Regions from separate parts of the Homo sapiens genome. Here regions 1 and 3 are each linked to region 2. A link is a contact called in ENCODE Hi-C data. All regions are on one chromosome and are shown on one strand. Each heading gives the region's core, a stretch centred on a gene start or an enhancer-like site at or near the end of the contact. The rest is flanking DNA. Distances are from core to core; before and after follow the strand shown.

Evidence for each region. Hi-C counts contacts between places; a loop is a spot of excess contacts on that map. Pooled maps may share reads with other maps.
Region 1: a loop to region 2 is called in a pooled map, with 2.8 times the contacts of the local background. The contact joins the enhancer-like site here to the promoter of ADAMTS17 in region 2. A Hi-C loop is called at or near these places in 5 of 50 pooled maps.
Region 3: a loop to region 2 is called in a map of CD4-positive, alpha-beta T cell, with 6 times the contacts of the local background. The contact joins the promoter of MEF2A here to the promoter of ADAMTS17 in region 2. A Hi-C loop is called at or near these places in 5 of 168 maps with a recorded cell type or tissue (CD4-positive, alpha-beta T cell, CD4-positive, alpha-beta memory T cell, CD8-positive, alpha-beta T cell and 2 more) and 13 of 50 pooled maps.

The regions. Positions count from the first base shown.
Region 1 is chr15:101,205,313-101,209,557 of GRCh38, reverse strand. All of the region lies in intron 2 of CHSY1 (chondroitin sulfate synthase 1), which reads left to right. Among named protein-coding and RNA genes, the nearest start is that of CHSY1, 45 kb to the left of the region's middle. RefSeq lists a silencer at 3,664-3,829. Within about 2 kb of position 1,602, at least 9 of the 41 ENCODE cell types and tissues checked have a DNase peak (open chromatin) inside an H3K27ac peak, as active enhancers do.
Region 2 is chr15:100,340,111-100,344,848 of GRCh38, reverse strand. ADAMTS17 (ADAM metallopeptidase with thrombospondin type 1 motif 17) reads left to right here and starts at 2,874. Exons shown (of 22, transcript NM_139057.4): 1 at 2,874-3,028; 2 at 3,440-3,810. The coding sequence starts at 2,950. SPATA41 (spermatogenesis associated 41) reads left to right here. Exons shown (of 2, transcript NR_028139.1): 2 at 1-392. RefSeq lists an enhancer at 4,022-4,540.
Region 3 is chr15:99,563,619-99,568,607 of GRCh38, reverse strand. It overlaps MEF2A (myocyte enhancer factor 2A), which reads right to left and starts at 2,624. Exons shown (of 12, transcript NM_001319206.4): 1 at 2,504-2,624. RefSeq lists silencers at 2,124-2,173, 3,014-3,453 and enhancers at 1,353-2,326, 2,327-3,302.

The DNA.
Region 1 (4,245 bases), core at 353-2,852, 870 kb before region 2:
ATATCACAATTTCCAGTCTCTGAAGCTCAGTGATAAAGGTTTTTACTTAACCCTTTTTCCTTAAAACAAAAAGCTTCACGGCATACAGGTATATATCGCTTTATTCTTCTTACGTAAGTCTATGTATAAGTTGAAGTTTTATTAAAACGGATGGCATTTTACGAACACTGGCATTATGTCCTTAGTCACTTTCAGTCTGAAACAGGTCTCCATCCTTTTCTTGATTTTTATGACCTTGACACTTCTGGAGCTTACAGACCAGTGGAATGTTTATCAGTTTGCATTTATTTTCTCATGATTAGGTTCAAGTGTGCAGATACTACAGAAGCGTTGCTGTGTTCTCTTTGTATCCTAACAGTTTGTGATTTTGGTTTGCTCTGTTATTGGTAGTATTAACTTTGGTCATTTAACTAAGGTAGAGTGATTAGGAAAACCTGGCCAGGTTTCTCCACTGTAAAGTTACTCTCTGTCTTTTTATATTTAGTGAGTGTCATTGTGGAGAGACTGTAAATATCCTGTTCCTCATCAAACTCCCACCCCCAATAGTTTTAGCATTAATTGATGTTTCTTGGCAGAATAAATGAATAGTGTGATGGTTGCTAAATGGTGATTTTCTAATCCAGTTATTCTTTCTACTTTTATTAGTTGAAAGTAAGGAAAAGCTTGTTCCTTTTCCCATTTACTTATGTGTGTGCTTGTATGAGTATACACTCTTGTATTCCTATTTTATTTAATGAGTTATAATCTCTTACCATTATTATACATTTCCATGTTTACATCACCTTAGACGTGTCCAGTGGCTGCTGTTTGTTGCAGGCTTCTGTATCTCTTTTTTTTTTTTTTTTGAGATGGAGCCTTGCTCTGTCACCCAGGCTGGAGTGCAGTGGCACGATCTCGGTTCACTGCAACCTCCGCCTCCTGGGTTCAAGCAATTCTCATGCCTCTACCTCCCGAGTAGTTGGTATTACAGGCGTCCGCCACCATACCTGGCTAATTTTTGTATTTTTAGTAGAGACGGGGTTTCACCATGTTGGTCAGGCTGGTCTCGAACTCCTGACCTCAAATGATCCACCCGCCTTGGGTTCCCAAAGTGCTGGGATTCCAGGCATGAGGCACCATGACTGGCCTTCTGTATCTTTTTGATATGCCCCTATAACTGTTTGAGCAATTTCTTTCTGGCATACTAAGATGTTTCAGGCTGTTATTTTTTCCCTGCCCTAGCCTTGCAGTCTGCCATCTCTCGAAGAGTCTCTGGTTCTTTTTAGTGGAAAACATTTAGAAGCCAAGATCTAGACTGTGGGTGTGCTCGTTGCTGTGGGTGTTGGCTGGCCCACTCCTGAGCAGTGGGCTGACCAGGGGAAAATGTGCATGTGTGTGTGTGTCCTTGGGTTCCCCCTGATACTCCAAATCCCATTTCAACCCCAAAGGGTTCTTCCTCTTCTCTCCCTTTCTGTATTTGTAATTGCTTTATTTGACAGTTGAGAAATCTAGCTGCTCATTGGCCTCAGCCACATTTACTTACTGCATCAGTTTCCGCTGTAAGTGAGCAATCCTCTGTTGCAATGCCTCCTTCCCGGTGCCTTCCCTATGTGACTCAACTCAAGGGTTGGCGGCCTACCTGACGCCCCAAGGCTGGGCCACTGCACCAGCCCACCCTCACCCCATCTGGGGACCCTATCTTGCTTGACCCCACTAGTGGCTTTTTACTTCAGGACAACGGGTGGGGCAGGGGCAAGAAGCCTAACTCCATCTTGAAATAAGCTTTTCAATTTTAGTTACTAGATTCCAGGTACTACCTGTGTCACATGGCAACGCAGCCCTCATTCTCAGAGGATTTTAAAAACCTGTTGGTAAATTTAGCAAGACTGAATATTTGCTTGGATAGTATATTCTGGAAGATCTATTTTCTTTGAGTGTTTATTTGTGCCAAATATTCAACTTTTTTTTTCTAGTAGATTGGGTCTTGTCTTAATTATTTCTGTATTCCATTTAGAGGTTAACATATGAGGCACTTGAGTGTTTGATGAATTAACAGATACAGAGCATATGAGAGAGGCACCTGGAAATTTAAGAAAAATATCCTGTTAACATTGAAATGAAATATTATATAACATACTAGAAGGTATTGTTGTTCACAGATAGCCAGCATCATGAGTTGGTTCTAAAAATCAGAATGAACAATTTTTAAAATACTGTTGTTAGTTGGCGAAGTGAAGACTTGGTGACGCTGATTCTTCCCATTCTGAAGGGTTATGTGGACGTAACTCTTTCCTTTGCTTTCAGCCAAAGACTTTTTATTTCCAAAAATGAGGTATAGAAGAAAAGACTTTTATTCCCATTTTGGATAGTGAGTGGCTTATTTTTCTTTTGACTGCAAATGCTGTGTTAATATAAAAAACATTTGTCAAGAGTAGACCCTTTCTGAGAAATATATTAGACAATATTTGTTTCAGTTATCTTAGTAGGATTTTTCCCCTTTTAGGTTTTGTTTGTTTCCTTTTGGCTTTGTTTTGTTTGGTCTTGTTTCTTTTAAATTAAACTAATTTTGGAATGTGCTGACACGCGAGAGTGGTACTGGATAGCCAGTGGAAATGCGTGGCATACGTTCCTAGAACATTAATTTTACCTGAGGTCTGGGAGAGAGACTTTTTTTATGAGATAAACATGGGTGTCCTAGAGTATCATTGCAAATTAGTGTGAATTTTTATGATTAAAAATGAGAAAAGAAATTTGGTATTTTTTGGAGGACTATTTTAGGCTGTGCCCCAAAACCCTGGGAATATTTGTTCACTCTCTCTGCCATTATGGCTGCTTCTGTGTAGGGAAAATAAAATGACAAACCTACATGTTTTCTCACAGATGATAAATGTATTTCTTCTTCTCTGTAGCCTATTAATTAATATCTAACACTGCTGTCTCTTCTAGCTTCCACAGTTTACTTTCTTTTGGTGCATAATTTAATGAGTGTTCGTTTATTTTCTGAAGTGTTATTTGTATAAAGTGAGCCCACATAAAAGCTTCTTTCCAAAGTGTTTTCATGGGAAACGGATCTTGGTGGTGATCTGTCACTTAGCACGTCACCGCCTTCAGAGCCCCAGCTGATGACTAACCCCACAGTGGGAGCTGCTACCCCTGCCTGTGGGTAGTGTGCCATGTCCTCCCTCACTGCGACCTCCACCCCTGCCTCTGACTCAGTGGTTCTCTTCAGTGGATCATATGAGTCTTTAGAAACAAATACCTGGTCGTTGGTTCTCCTGCCGACTCGAGACCTGGTGGGTTTTCCCTTGTCTGTCTAGTTTCACTCCGTGGCGCACGAGGCACACCATGCCTGTGCAGCCCTAGTCTTATCTCCTGAATCAAACCTCTCGCCTCAGAGGCTCACCCGGGGAGAGAAAGGAGAGCAGACAGAGATTGGAGTTTGAAATTAAACTTCTCATTTAGTATTGCAAACGTTATGAAGCATATATCAAAAATCAAATGTCCTGGAATCCTGCTGCCTTAGTGATGGAGCGTATTACTGTCTATAGGAACTTGAAATAGAAAACACTACCATACCAGGATCATGGGGTAGAGCAAATTAATAAACAATCTTCTTTTTTTTTTTTTGAGACGGAGTCTCTCTCTTTCGCCCAGGCTGGAGTGTAGTGGCGCTATCTCGGCTCACTGCAAGCTCCGCCTCCTGGGTTCACGCCATTCTCCTGCCTCAGCCCCCCTGAGTAGCTGGGACTACGGGCGCCCACCACCACGCCCAGCTAATTTTTTGTATTTTTAGTAGAGACGGGGTTTCACCGTTTTATCCAGGATGGTCTCGATCTCCTGATCTCGTGATCCACCCACCTCAGCCTCCCAAAGTACTGGGATTACAGGTGTGAGCCACCACGCCCGGCCAACAATCTTCAAAATTAAAATTCTTCACTTAGAGCAGAATAAGCATGTATGGGTTTGTGTGTTTAAATGTCAGGCTGCTAATACTAATAGTCGTTAGTAGAAAAATCAAGCTCAGTTTTGTGATCACAGTACTCTTCAGGTTTGGGTATGTGTCTTTTCACAAGTAGCTATAAACATCTGGTAGACCTGTGTGTTTTCTCTAGTTATCAGGAAACATTGTGGAGTCTATGTCAATTGATTACTAGCTTGTTTATATAAATGGGGAAATATAAAGACCAGGCTTTTTCTTAAACAACTGAAGAGTATGCTGGTTCTAGTTTCTTTCCTCTGAATCATGTGTGTGTGGTGGCAATTTAG
Region 2 (4,738 bases), core at 1,625-4,124:
TGGTAGATCCAGAATCAACCATGATAACCGTGACAGTGTCTTCAACAGTGCAGCAGTAGACACAGGCCCCTGGTGCTGGAATCCAATACAGGGACAGGAGCAGCACGGAGTCACGGAACACCGTCTTGCCTTCATGTCACTTTACCATTTCTTCTTTCTCCCTCTTACTCTACCAGCTACCTGTGGAGATGTTGAACCTTTTATCTGTCGCTGTCTGCTTAGGAACAGAAGAAAAGGCAGCTGATTGCTTGACTCAGCTTTCAGCTTGATTTTTTTCCTTTGGCAGAGTGAATTGGGGTCCCAGGTGTTCATTTTCCTTTTGTAGTACCTTTCCTCAGCATGCAATTAATACAAAAAGAACAATAAACCTTAACAAAGTTTGGCTTGTATTATTCCAGACTTTCCTCTTGGATTTTATGTACACTTATCTGAATCCATGCAGATCATGTCATGTGTGTCTGTGTGTTTATACACATTTTTTTTTCGGTGTGCCTCATTCTGCAACTTGATTTTTTAAAAAATTCGATAACTGATCTTGGAGATCTGTCCATGTTGTTACATATATGAGATTTTTGTATTTCCTTTAATTAATGGTGTTCAAGTAGCCGTTTATGTAACGATGAACATTCAGGTTTTTGCAATTTTTTGCTCTTAATAAGGTGCCCTGGTGAACAAACATTCTTGTACATGTGCCAGAGTTTCTCTGGAGTAATTAACCAGCGTGGAATTACAGAGTTGTAGAATGTGTGCATTTTTAGTTTTATTAAAACTAAAAAGTAAAACTTTAATTTTACAGTTTGCCCAATTGTTCCTCAGAGTGGCTGTGCCAATTTATACTCTCCACCCCTAGGTAGGAGAGTGTCCTCTCTAATTCTTGATTTTTCTAAGCTCTTTAATTTTGGTTAGTTGGGAGATAAAATAGTATCTTTCTGTTTTAGTTTTCATGTCCCTATGGACTAATTTTAGCATTTGAGCATCTTGGATAGGTTCTTGATAGGTTGGTGATGGCTACTTCAGGCTGACTTGCGCTTGTGAGGTGGTGTGGCCCATACTCCATGGTTTTCAGTGGCAGGCCTTAGAAATGGCTCTTTTTGACAAAAAGATTCACTAAGAAACTTACTGTGATATCTTTAAAAAAATTAATATTTTGTGAGTACGTAGTAGGTGTATATGTTTACAAAATGTATATACATGAAATTTTTTGATATGGCCATACAATGAGTAATAATCCCATCAGGGTAAATGAGGTGTCCATCACCTCAATCACCAAGGTTTCTTGTGCTGCCAGAAAATGCTACTGAGCTGTCAGTCATCTGAGGTTGTTGACCTGGACAGAGGCAAGGGGGAGAAACACAGCCCCAGGCCTGGCCAAGAGCAGGACCTGTGCAGATGCCCCCAGAACTGTAGGTGCCAAGCAGTGAGGGCAGCCCCTTTTGTGGCAAGCCTCTGTGGAGGGTCACTGTTCAGCCTTGGGGTTCATTATATTTCGGGGAAGGTGGCCAGTGTTATAGATTCCTTCAGATGATATGTAATCCTGTGATGAATTTAGATTCCGAGGCTTCAAGCAGCATCCAGCGGGGAACTATAACCTTTCTGCTATGATAAAATGGAAAAGAGCAGGACAGGGAAGGGACGGGAAACCTGAGATTGGTTATGGTTACACTTAATTGTTTTTTTTGTTTTGTTTGGTTTTGTTTTGTTTTTTTGAGATGGAGTCTTGCTCTGTTGCCCAGGCTGGAGTGCAGTGGCACAATCTCGGCTCACTGCAACCTCCACCCCCCGGGTTCAAGCGATTCTTCTGCCTTAGCCTCCCGAGTAGCTGGGACTACAGGTGTGCGCCATCACGCCTGGCTAATTTTTGTATTTTTAGTAGAGACAGGGTTTCACCATATTGGCCAGGCTAGTCTGGAACCCCTGACTTCGTGACCCGCCCGCCTTGGCCTCCCAAAGTGCTGGGATTACAGGCATGAGCCTCTACAAGATGCTATTCAGCAAGCTAATGGAGTCACCTTCCCTGCAGACCTCAGTTATATTGTGGCAGGAAAGGATCAACTCATTCTGTTTCTGGGAGACTCACGTTCAAGGCTAGGCTTTGGGACTTTGTGCCTCCGTTTCCTAACCTGTAACACTGAGTCCTGCTTCCCTCGGGGCGGGGGGATCCTGCTGTTAATAAGAAGCACCAAGCCAGAAATCAGGATCACAAATTCTAGCCTCTGCTCCAACAGGAACTCTCTGGGTAACTTCAGCGTTTTTCCTTAAGCTCTCTCTCTTCCTCAGTTTTTCAGTCTGTAAGAGGGTGTGAGCATGCGTGTTGCACTGGCTCCTGTGGGATTAAAGAAGACAGGAGGTGTGAAGAGTTTGGATAAACGCCGCGGATATAGCCTTCAGGTGCTAACTCAGGTGTGCGGGAAAGTGGACTGGGAGTCTTTGCGGCCACAAACAACTAAAACCTAACTTCAGATGTAAAGATTATATGCAGTTTTGGATGAAACCGCTTGGCCGGGGCGATTTCCGCCCTACCTTCCCGGGAAACTGGGCAGCAGGCTGAGAGAGTTCCAAAATGAGGACAAGCTCTGAAGACCAGCCCCGCATCCTCCAGCTCTTCCAGGGTCCCACGGCTCCGGTCGGCTCCCGCGCGCCACCTGGTGCCGTGTCCCCGCCACTGCCCAGAAACCACGTGTAAGAAAGCGCTGACAACCTAACTACGCACTGTGGTTTCGACCCATCCCAACCAGTAGGGAAGGAGGAGGCGGGGCGGAGGAAAGCGAGGGCCCAATCCCCTCCCGCCTTCCGAGGGGAAGGCGGGGCTTGGGGTTTACCACGTTGGGTTTGTCCGCAGCGCTAATTACTTTTTCCAAAGGCTGGAGGGCTTCACTCCGGCTGGCGCCGCCGCCTAGCGCGCTCCTGCTTCGCCGCCACGGTCCGGGGGGGCTGCCGGTCCCGGGTACCATGTGTGACGGCGCCCTGCTGCCTCCGCTCGTCCTGCCCGTGCTGCTGCTGCTGGTTTGGGGACTGGACCCGGGCACAGGTAGCGCCCCCTCCCACAGCCCTCTTCACCCCGCGTCCTGCGGCTACCTTCCCTCTGCGTTCTCGCGGCGTCCTGGCGGCCCGGGGGCGGCGGCGGGACCGCTGACGGCGCCCGAGCGGAGGAGGCGCGGGCCGCGGCCGGAGTACGGGAATCGGGTGGCTCCGTGGCAGGCGCGCCGCCGCCGGGTCTCCGCTCGCCGATGCGCGGCGCCGTTCCGGGAGGTGCTCGCGCGGCTGCGCCGGAGACCCTCCCCGGGTGGCGCGGGCCAGCGTGGAGGTGCCGGGCGAGGGAAGGGAAGGCAGCGCCGGCTCCGGGTCGCGCTGTCCCCGCGCTGGCGCGGCTGGCGGCCAGCGGGAGGGCGGGCGTCCGGGCGGGCCCCGCCGCGCTGACGCGTCTCCTCTCTCCCCGCAGCTGTCGGCGACGCGGCGGCCGACGTGGAGGTGGTGCTCCCGTGGCGGGTGCGCCCCGACGACGTGCACCTGCCGCCGCTGCCCGCAGCCCCCGGGCCCCGACGGCGGCGACGCCCCCGCACGCCCCCAGCCGCCCCGCGCGCCCGGCCCGGAGAGCGCGCCCTGCTGCTGCACCTGCCGGCCTTCGGGCGCGACCTGTACCTTCAGCTGCGCCGCGACCTGCGCTTCCTGTCCCGAGGCTTCGAGGTGGAGGAGGCGGGCGCGGCCCGGCGCCGCGGCCGCCCCGCCGAGCTGTGCTTCTACTCGGGCCGTGTGCTCGGCCACCCCGGCTCCCTCGTCTCGCTCAGCGCCTGCGGCGCCGCCGGCGGCCTGGTACTGCCCGCGCCACCTCCGGGTCGGCCCGTCCGGTCTGTTGCGACGCAGAGTGGTCGCCGTGGAGGGTGGGGGTGGGGCGCCTCTGCTGGAAGTCCAGCCTCCAGGGGAACCGGAGGGAACCCCCTGCCTTTCCACCTCTCCCCATCCCCCACCCCGGCCTTCGGTACCCTCTATAGGCAAAGGGGGTGGGAGGGGCAGCATCCCAGTCCAGCGCCTCTGCAGCCCGTGGAACCCGCGCGGAGCTGGGGTTGCGTGGGGTATACGCCGCCCGCTCTAGGGAGCGCAGATCTGGCAGGGATGAAACTGTCAGGGCCCTGGACAGAGGCGCCTTGGCCCCAATGTAGAGAACACTGCATCTGCACCGCCGTGTCAAAGTGTATGTCACGGGAGTACCTGTGTACGTGTAGGTGTTATGTTCTTGGACTTGGAGGTGGGGGAGTGGGCATTCACCTCCCTTCCTTTTGAGTCTTCTCTCTGTACCTGGAACAGGAAGTTTGGAGAGGTACCCAGACAGGCCACGGCTCACCCCACTCTTCCTAGCTGAAACGTAAGAAACAGGAGAGAAAGGGTGTTTGTCTTTGCTTCCTTATACTATTAGTAGGCATTTATCTGGTGCCCACCCCCAACCAGGCCTGAGGGGTGTTTACATTGGTGATAAACCCTATTCCTGCCCCCAGGAGCTCCCTTGCTGTGGCAGTAACTTCCCTGCCCCGAAGTTCCTGGCCTGTTGCATTTGAGGCACCCGGAACAGGTGCTCCCAGGGGGAGGGGGGGTTCTTGTGTGCACTTGCCCTGCCTGCGCGCACACTTGATCATGTGGCTACACTGGCGCCCAGACGAGCACTCAGCTTCTCCATCGTGCCCCGAAAGCCGCACACATGGCCGGCAGATGGGCTGCCCCCAGCGAAGCTTGGTATGGACCCAGA
Region 3 (4,989 bases), core at 1,375-3,874, 780 kb after region 2:
AGATTTAGCTAGACTATTTCAAACTCCAAAATCATATTCTAATAAACATTTCCATAATTTCTTAACCACCCTCAGAATATAATTCAATATTCCTCTTTTTGGTAGCCAATTAATGGATGACACTGCTATTGCTGGAATATTAATAAAATTAATATTAACCCACAATGCATGATGGAAAAGGCAAATTGTAACGAAATTGCTTTGAAAAACATAACATCACCATTTGAAACAACTCAACCTTTTTAAGAGATTATTTCCAACTGCATTTACAAAAAAAAATCCTTGTCACACATACCCATATGAAAACAAACTCTAAGAATACAGAAGGAAATTATTCTCAAACCATAATTCAACATGGTGACATTACAATTATTTCTGGGTGTCAATAAGCTATTTTCCTTCCACTGAACACCCCCCAGAATTTAATTTTTTAAAAAACTTTTGAAGGCAAGTAAAGTGTAATTTTAACACTTTTGTTCTAATATGAAATCAAACCACAATTTTATATATAACCATAGTGTGAATTAAAGGAAATAGGTAAGCAAATAATTGCGTTTAGAGAGGTCACCATTACTTCACAGTCACTGTTTTCACTAAGTAGCTACTGGAACCACACTCTTCAACAAAACTGTTAATCTAGAGTCTACAAACATTCAAATCACCAGTTTTAGCTCTTCAGAGTACTTTTGATTATTGTAACACCATTATCACAACTTTTTGCAACAATGCTCACTGAGAATTAAAATAAAGGTGATTCTATTGTCAATGTGTCACCATATATAACAAATACTGATCTTAATGTTTTATGATATACAGGTGTGTGTTTATGACATTTAATATAAACTAATCTAAATCAGCATCTGCTTTAGTGAAAACTCTTGATTCCCTAAAACAAAAGTTGTAATTTACAGAAAAAGAAATGGAGACTGAGCTCTCCAAAAATACACACACACACACACACACACACACACACACACACAGTACATACAAAAGCCATAAAGGCACAATGCAGTCATTTTTATCCTCACTTCCTAAATTCATATTAAAAGAAATGTCATTTTTGTATGTTTAAAAAAGAACTATTTTGTTTACCTTTTCCACAGACTGTTCAAGAACTGCCAAGGTAACACAGATTCTAAAACTGACAACTAGAGTACTTAGCAGTTGCCAAAACAACACAGCTGGATTCTTAAAGGGAAAGTACTCTTGGGTAATGTACACCTAATTACAGCTTTAGAGAACCTCCTCTTCATATAGTAATAGATGATACAAGACACATGGGAAACATACTGTGCTAAAAACCCGAAAAAATGTTAAGACAATGTTTGTTTAAAAATACATATGCTATTGTTAACACATCACAGCAGGCCTTTCTAATAGGGCATTTATTGGAATCCCAATCTCACTGTAAACTAAAACGCAGGTTAACACTATGTTATATTCAAGCTACACACGGTTCCCTGCTGGACCATAACAGGAGGCTCGCTTCACAGCTCCGGAATCTATTTCGGATGTGAGCAACAATTCTATAGTTACACTTTTAAAGAAAAACTGTTTTCTTATTCAGGATTGCTCACCTTTTCCAAACTTGTTTGCACTATCTCACTTACTTTAACCCTCACAGCTCAAAGGCATGAAATCGAGCCAAAAAGCAAAGTTTCTAACACAAAAAATATTTTCTGCGAGCTGGGATCTAGCCGGATGGCAGGGGTTCAGCCAGCGGTTCCCTGTGCAGCCCCTCTGTCCCCGCGACGTCTCCCCGCACGATCGGGCGTCCGCAACCGCAGGTGTCCGCCCCAAACACCGACCCCGCCACTGACATCTACACACTCACAGAATTCGTACCTAAGCGTTCCACCCCGTTAGACCAATCTTCTCCCAAAGCAGAAGTGGGGGAACTTCTTCAAGTCCAACAGGGCAGAAGGCCCCCCGCACTTGGGGCTAATCCCTTCGGGGAGACCCCCGGGCTTGGAGGGAAAAGGGGAAGGAAAGGGCCCTCAGAGCGCACCTTCTCCGGGGTCTCCCGAGAACTCCTTCAACTTTCAAGGAGGCGACGTCCACCACCGCCCCCCGGCCCCAAGGGGTGCGCGCCCGGGGAGGCTGCTCGCCACCAGCCCGCGCGACTGAGCTCCCCTCGGCCCGCCCAGCCGAGCCCCATCCAGCCCCACCGGCCCGCCCTCAGGGCACCCCGCCCCCACCTCCCCGGGCGCCTAGCTCCTCAGCGCCGACCCCGACCCGACCACCCCTCGCCGCCTCCCAGCACCCTACCCGCCTCCCAGCACCCTACCCGCCCCGCCAATGCGCGAACGCGACCCTGGCCCCCTCCAAGCCGGACACGGCCTCGTCCAGGGGTCCCCGGAGCCCCCCGGGCGACCCTCTCGGCCGCGCCGTCCCCCGCCCCAGCACCTCCACCCCAACCCCTACTCGGTCCCCTAAGCGAGACGCCGCCCCCCTCCAGCACTACCGGCGTCGCGGACTGAGCCCCGCTGCCCGCGGCCCTCACCGTATCTCCGGAGCAGCTGGCGGGCGCGCACACGCCGCAGCCCGGGCCCGCCACCAGCGCTTCGCGCCGCCCGGAGCCGCCTCTTTCAGCCCGGGACTCGCCGGGACATCCGCGCACGGATCCCCACACCGGGGCTATTTTTAGGAGACAAGCCTCGGCCAGACCGGAACTCGTTCTGTGCTGCGCGTGCGCACTACCTCCGCCGCCTCGGTGTCCCTCCGCAGCCCTGCCTCCCCTCCCTCCTGGGTTCCCTTCCTCGCTTCTCCCCATCAGTTTCTTTTCAGGACTGAATTATCCTCTCGGTGGGTTCTAGAGTAATTGGAATGGGAAAGACAAGGGTAGGGCAAAGAGAGTCACGGTGCTTGGAAGCGGGCGCTATTCCACAAGGACGTGGGGGCGGACTATGTTTTTCCGGGTGGGTGAGGAGACGATCACCTGGCACAGGAAGAAGATGACGGCGGCTTGGCGCCGGGGCCGCGGGTTGGAGCTCGCTTTCCTCTGAAGGACCGTGTTCCCCTGGAAGGGATACTGGTCACTTGATGAGGGCCCGGGCGCCTCCCAGGGCGGGGCGGCCCGGCGGCGTCGCGCCCTGCCGCCCCCGCTCCGCCGCTCAGCCGCCGCCACCTCCCTGACCAGCCCCCGGGAGCCCAGGCCGGGAGCGGCCCGGTGACGCGGCGCGTGGCAAATCGCCGCGCGTGGCCTCCAGGGCAGCCAACCCGGGCGGTGGGGCGGCGCGGCGCGACGGGACTGGGCGGGGCTCCCGGGGCGGGGGCGGGGCGCGAGGCCGGCTGCCGCCCGGAGTCCGGGGCCGGGCGGGTCCTTCGGGACGCCCGGGTCAGCCTCCTCCCTCCCTCCCTCGAGGCGCCCTTGGCCTCCCCGGGTGTCGGCTCGCCACGCCCGCATTGTGGCCAGGGCCGCACCTGTGCTCGCCCCGGGGCACGGGCAGGTCACCCTCAGGAGCAAGCACAAGGGGACTCTGGGACCCGGGCCCGGAGAGAAAGGGACTTGAAGGGGTCTCGAGGGCGAGAAGGCCCTTTCGGACTGGACAGCCGAGCTCCCCAGGTCCCAGGACAGTAGCAACCTCCTTATCGTGACTTAATAGTTTCTAGGATGCCTGGGGCGGTGAACTATGTGATGGACATTTTGCATATGACAGCTTATGTAATACTTACAAGGCCCCATGAAGCAGATTCAGTTTCTATTCCCATTTTACAGATGAGGAAAGGGAAGCTGAGCGCTAAAGTGACCTGTCAGGGTCACAGCTTCAGAGTAGGGCCCTGAGGACTTGAACTCCTGACCACTCTGCATGTTGCCTTTTCTGAGATAGGTGCAAAGGGGATAGGCTTGGGACAGCTGTTGTGTTTTCTGGGGCTACTGATTATGTTTATCGAGGTCTTTAGGAGATGAGCCATTGTTGGCCCTCTCATCCTGAAAGCCGCTCACCTCTGAAGAGTTTTTCGGGGCCACAGTGCCTGCATGTGCCCCCAGAGGTGCCTGTGTAATGGACACGAAGCCAAATGGTTGTTTGCATTTGAAGATGAGAAATTCAATCCCGCAGCACTTAAAACAAAGTGGTTGGGGTGGGTGAGCAGATGAGCAGAGGCTGTGAGTGGAGGAACTGGGAAGTTACAAAGGAAGCCAGAGACTGGCTGGCTTCCTCCCTCAAGGACAACGGGGCAATGTGCTGGGGAGAGCCCAAAACAAAGGCGGCACATAGACAGCAGACGCCAGAAAATAAACCTGGAGCTCTGCTCAGAGCTCCACAACACCAGTGTTCAGGGGAGCCAGCAAAAGGAACTGCAGGGAGGTTTTTAAAACATGTCAAAATGTGGTGTAAATCAGCAAGTCATGTGGAAATGCATGCTTTTTAACCTGCCAGAAGCTGCAGAGCCGGCTGGATTTGGCTCTTCTGCTCCAAGAGGACGAGAAGAGTTTAATACTTATCCTTTAAAACTTAGGGTCTGGAGTGGGGGCACAGTGATCAGTGGCCCTCTCCTTGCCACCTGCTGTCACCCTGGAAGAAGAGGCAATGAAAACAGACTGTTCCAAAAGATGTTTTCACCCTTATTGCTCCACTCCGGCTCCCACCCTTCCAGAAATTGAGCCTCCTGAGGCACAGAAGACTCAGCTCAGACTGCCCAGCCCTTACCCATTCCAATGCTATTGTTACCCTCAAAATGTCAAGCAGAGAACTCAACTATGAGTCCAGCCACAGCAGAAATGAAAAGAGTGTTTGCATCACCTTAAAGAGCACCTCTCTCCCCACCACTCTGCATGTCAAAGCCCTTGTCTGAGAATTGCAGGCAGTGGTAAGAAGGAAGGAAGGAAAGGAAGGAGAGAAGGAAAAGTGGAAGGCTAAGTTTAAGAATTGTGGAGCACAGCTATTAGCAGAGCACAATCACTGTTATTTGTAGTAAAAGCAACCAATTTTAGGAAATTGCCACAGCCTCTGTTTCAGCTGTTGAAAACCTATACCTGAAGTCTAG